Regions from separate parts of the Homo sapiens genome. Here region 2 is linked to region 1. A link is an interaction called in ENCODE POLR2A ChIA-PET data of the cell type or tissue named here. Cell type or tissue: MCF 10A. All regions are shown on one strand. Links, peaks and the distances in the headings refer to the core of each region. The heading gives the core; the rest is flanking DNA.

Region 1 (2,822 bases), core at 130-2,629:
ACCTCACCTCCCTAAAAACTTTGGCCATCAGCTAACCACACCACAGGTATGTGTCAGATATTCCCATTGTGGGCAAGGAGCACCTTGTCCTCAGTACCCCACACTGCACGGTGGGTCATCAGTTTCTCCAGCTGTCCCCAGAGAACAGACAGAGCCAGTCCATCTTTTGGTCCTCCGTGTGAGCTCATTCCTCCATCCTATCGCCACCCTGAGAGGGAGGTAGCAGCATCCCCTTTTAATGGTGGTGAGCCTGAGGCTGTGAGTAGTAACTTGCTGGGCCACACAGGACAGGATGCTCTGAAGTCTACACTGTTGGAGATCCTTTCTACACACCCATACTGCCCCGCACCAACATTTGCACAAGAATAATCGACAGCTGACACTGAGCACTTAGCATGACTGGGCACTGCCTGAGAGCTTGTGCACCTTGGGCAATGAATAAATACAATAAATTCTGACCCAACCTCGGCCCCAAAAAGCTTAGAACCAAGTGAAATGTTTGCCAAGTAAACAAACAAGATCTTTCTTGTACTTTCCTGGTGAAGGTGAATGACAAATTCTACAGACCAACTGACCATGCATTCTGATCCTAGAAGATCTGGGGTACTGGGACCCTCATCTGGAAGGGGATAGGAGGTGCCAAGCATTTAAGAAGACTTCTTCAGGTATGGCCAAAAGTGCCTGGCAGAGAGCCACAGTGCATGGCTCTGAGTGAGTGGCCACTGTGGGCGCAGAGGCCGGACCTGCAGAAACGTGGCCCTGTGAAAGCTGCGGGCATCTCTGATCACTTTATACTTTTTGTTTATATTTAGAAAAGTTCAGTCACAGCTATGCTGAGGGGAAAGCAAGGAAAAAGGTTTGGGCCCATGCTTGGGCTGAAGTAATTAAGGAAGAGGCTTCTGGAAGGAAGGGGGCAGTGACAACAAAAACCGAGCGACATCTCCAGTGAGAAGGACAGTTCAGGGGACAGAGGGAGGGCACTTTGGTGCCTTACGCCATGCCCACACTGCACAGGGTCTCTTACACTAGAACAGAGTAACAACAAAAAACCCTCAGCACACGGGGCCAGGACCCCCAACCCACTGGAGGCTTTTGCTCCCAGAGCTGGCCTCTGCCTCAATACCTTGCATGTCATCCAACAGAAGGCTGCTTTTCCCCTGTGGCTGACTGGGGAAAGCTTTTGGACCAGGCAGCCAGGACTTGTTAAAGTACCTAGTAACCTTGATTCTACTATTCTGGCCAGTTTCCAAAATACTCAAAAGCAATCTGTAAAAATGTTGAACGCTAAGCAGAATGAGCTGATGCAAATTTCGCAACTCAGCTCTGGCAGTTTTGTTTACCGAGATGGCAGCTCAGCGCAGCCCAACGGGGAGGCCCAGTCACAGGCACAGAAAGCAAAGGGTCCAAACGTGGTAAAGTATGAGGCCCTCCTGGGGTTTGCCATACATAGAGAGACCAGGCCTCACCCAAGAAAAGCTGAATCGAGCTCTCTGCCATGTCCATGTAGCTCACGGGCTTCACAGGTGACTGTGATACACAGCCAGGTTAGGAAACACCAGCCTAGCACAATCCCACTGAGAATTCCAGGTCCCTCCCACTGGGCCAGGTCCTCACATGTGCCTTCCTGGACATTTTCCCTTGCAGCACAGTTCACACTGGATCGAAAGTAGAACAGTAACAGCTGTATCTTTTACACATTTTTGTCCCATGCAATGTGTTTTATTACATCTGTGAGTTCACTGGTGGGTATTACTTTATCTCCATTTTACAGAGACCACAGGATCTGAGAAACAGACCAAAAGACATGCAGTAAATGAAGGCAGAACAGGAACAGGAACTCTGGTCTGAAAGATCTGGAGTATGTCCCCTACAAACTGTCCATTGTATGCCTGTCCTAGAGGGCCTTTGCTTTCTGGAACTTTTAAAAGTCGATTCAAGGACTGATGCAAGGACAAGGCTTACCTATTCCTAACAGACCTAACTGTGAAAGAAAGGACTGGTCAGACTAGTCGTAAGATGCCAACTAGTGGGACAATCAGCTAGACTAGTAGTTCTCATGACATTTGTCAGCAATTTCTCTAGAGAAATAAAATTTAAAAGTGCTTGTGTTTTTATTTCTAAGATAAGCTTTAAAAGCAGTTGAATATGCATGTTCTGAAGGAGGTGGAAAACTACCTTAAACCCTCTGGTGCACAGTGGCTTCAATATTTCAATATCACAGAGAGTCTGAGAACTGGAGTTCAAATCTGGGCTTAAGCACTTCCCACTGTATGAGCTCAGGTACCATCTGGGCCTCAGAAACCAGGCCTTACCACCAGCTCCACCTACCTACCTCACGTGGTTGGGGAGGTGAAATGAGTTTCTGCTGTCAGCTGGAATCCCACTTGACAGCAATTTTTAAAGGGCATCAAGGATAGCATGGCCAGGAAAAGAGACAATCACAGGCTCAGAGATGTCAATAATGTTTTGGAAATGGGAGAGCTGATGGTCGAGTGCTCTCTGACTTAACCAGTGAAGAAAGCTGAACTCAAAGTGCACAAGGAGGAGGTCATCCAGAATCAACTCAGTCCCCACCCCAGAACCTTGGTCAGAGTGGGGAACTGGAGGCCCGAGGGGTTACTCTGAGTGCAGGACTTCAGGGTGGGGCTGAGAACAGAACTGAGTGAGCAGTCAGATACAAAGACACCTTCCACCCCCAGCTGTTTAGTTTTACTCTCGGTAGAGCCACCCCAACCCGTCTTTCTCTCACATCTCCAACAGCAAATTGGAATGGCTCGATCTTCAAATACATCCAGAAAGAGCTGCATCCCTCACCTCTTCGA
Region 2 (2,822 bases), core at 55-2,554, 120 kb before region 1:
CTTACTACAACCTCTGCCTCCTGGGTTCAAGAGATTCTCCTGCCTCACCTCCCAAGTAGCTAAGATTATAGGCACACACCACCTCGCCTGGCTAATTTTTGTATTTTTAGTAGAGATGGGGTTTCACCATGTTCGCCAGGCTGGTCTTGAACTCCTGACCTCAGGTGATCCACCCGCCCCAGCCTTCCAAAGTGCTGGGATTACAGGCGTGAGCCACCGAGCCTGGCCAGAAACATCATGTTCTTAAAAGTTATCTGTTATTTCACCGGGCATGGTGGCTCACGCCTGTAATCCAGCACTTTGAGAGGCTGGAGTGGGTGGATCACCTGAGGTCAGGAGTTCGAGACCAGCCTGGCCAACATGGTGAAACCCTGTTTCTACTAAAAATACAAAAAAAATTAGCTGGGTGTGGTGGTGCGCGCCTGTAATTCCAGGTACACAAGAGGCTGAGGCAGGAGAATCACTTGAACTCGGGAGGCGGAGGTTGCAGTCAGCTGAGATCACGCCATTGCACTCCATCCCTGGTGAAAAGAGTGAAAATATGTCTCAAAAAAAAAAGATATTTGTTATTTCATATGATTTTCATTTGATTCACTAAATTTAGTGTAAATATTTTAGGAATATTGTCTTGTGTTAGAGACGTTTGTATGGTTACAGCTTGGATGGCTAATCTGGACCTACCAGCATAATTTCAAGAACACACACACTGTACCTCCTTTCATTGCCTGCCTGAGGGGCTCATTCATTCGCTGGTTCTAAATTGGCAAAATAATGAGCACTTACCCAAATGGACATGAGGGTGTGACTCACTGAACATAAGAAAAAGCTGCTGAGATGTAGTTTAAAGGAAAAGGTTTTATTAGCTTATCTCTCTTAGGGCTGTAATTTTATAGTGTCATCTATAGAAAGATGACAAGTTCAGGCTTGTAAGATCAGAACTAGGAAGCTTAAAAACAAAAACAAAACTTTTTGTGTGTGTGTCTGAATTTTACTTTATTCTTCCCTGTAAAATAGTCTAGGAACTACATTCAACACTTTTTAATGTGCAATCCATATTTTTCTTTGATATATCTGCTTGAGGAGTTCAATGTGCTGTCATAATCATAGTAGAAAACACCATATTTTCTCACATGTCATAATGATACTGCAATCAAATTAACAAATACATTTCATATCAAACTTCCTAATATGTCTTCTCTTGGCATAAGGGGTCCCCAACTGCCTCACATATATTCAAAAAATACCCCTAGGACAAATCTCAATTCCTAGTGCAGCTCCTGTGTTGTATTATATTTCATGAGTCATTGTCTCTGTTTCCTGTGTTAACTTTAGTAGCAAGACTCCTTCATTTGACTTACTAAGGATAATAGTCATGTCTCCCTAGCAACTTTTAAACATTTGAGATATAATTCACATTCCATAAGATTCACCCCCTTAAAGTGTACATTTCAGTGGTATTTAGTATATTCACAAGGTTAACATCACTCACTATGTGTTTCTAGAACATTTCATCATCCCAAAAAGAAATCCTAAAGGAAAGCAATCACTCTGTTTGCTTTCTGCCCCCAGTGATTGGAACCAGTAACCCTCATTCTGCCTCTGAGGATTTGCCTATTTTGTACACTTTATTATTATATAAATGGCTTTATATATTATATACTGTATTATATATAGTATATACTATATATTTAGAATATTTATAATGTAATATATAACATCTATAATATATATGAGTATATATTTATAATGTAATATATAATATCTATAATATATATAAATATATGTGTCTGGTCCTTTCAGTCAACATAATGATTCCATTGTTCAAATACATTTTATCATGTATTAGTATTTAATTTTTATTATATCTGCATTATATTCCGTTGTGTAGATATACCACATATTGTTGATCCATTCATCAGTTCATAGACATTTGGGCTTTTTCCACTTTTTAAACTGTTATATATAATGTTCTATGAACATTCAAACATAAGTTTTTTACACGGACATATGTTTCAGATTCTCTTGAGGGCAATTGCTGGTTTATAATATTACTCTATGATTATATTTTCAGGCTTTTATCCACAGTAACCAAAACACTTTTCTTTCCCAGCAGCAATGTATGAAAGTCTCAATCTCTCTCCATGTCTTTGTGGATTGTTATCTGTCTTTTATATTTCAGCCATACTAGTGGGCATGCAGTTTTTATTGCATTGTGCTTTTGATTTGCACTTTCATAATGGCTAGTAGTGCAGAGCAACTATTTGTATGCTTCTTGGCCATTTGTCTTCATAGAAAAGTGTCTTTAAATGCTTGTACTTTTTTTCAACTTTTATTTTAGATTCAGGGGTACATGCATAGGTTTGTTATGTAGGTAAATTGTGTATCACAGGGGCTTGGTGTACAGATTATTTCATCACCTAGGTAATAAACATAGTACCTGATAGGTAGGTGTTAGGCGTTTTTTGTTTTGTTTTGTTTTGTTTTGAGACAGAGTCTCGCTCTGTCGCCCAGGCTGGCAGCCTCCCTAGTAGCTGGGACTACAGGCACCTGCCACCACGCCTAGCTAATTTTTTGTATTTTTTTAGTAGAGACGGGGTTTCACTGTGTTAGCCAGGTCTCCATCTCCTGACCTCGTGATCTGCCTGCCTCGGCATCCCAAAGTGCTGGGATTACAGGTATGAGCCACGGCGCCTGGCCCTGATAGGTAGTTTTTTATTCTTACCATCCTCCCATCCTCCACCATCAAGTAGAGCTTGATGTCTCTTCCCCTCTTTGTGTCCATGGGTACTCAATGTTTAGCTCCCACTTATAAGTCAAAAAAT

Evidence for each region. ChIA-PET counts read pairs that join two places held together with the same protein. Peaks named below come from ENCODE experiments on the same cell type or tissue, not always from the same donor. Only the 100,000 strongest peaks of a DNase experiment are listed, where the experiment ranks them.
Region 2: POLR2A ChIA-PET joins it to region 1 with 5 read pairs; 4 of 35 experiments call an interaction of 5 or more read pairs at or near these places.

Annotation. Positions count from the first base shown.
Region 1 is chr3:14,117,531-14,120,352 of GRCh38, forward strand. The region is part of intron 1 of CHCHD4 (coiled-coil-helix-coiled-coil-helix domain containing 4); the gene reads right to left. Among named protein-coding and RNA genes, the nearest start is that of CHCHD4, 5.9 kb to the right of the region's middle. In MCF 10A, for the core only: no CTCF peak of the experiment used is centred there; a DNase peak (open chromatin) is centred at 1,311.
Region 2 is chr3:13,999,935-14,002,756 of GRCh38, forward strand. It overlaps the pseudogene TPRXL. Among named protein-coding and RNA genes, the nearest start is that of WNT7A, 120 kb to the left of the region's middle. In MCF 10A, for the core only: no CTCF peak of the experiment used is centred there; no DNase peak of the experiment used is centred there.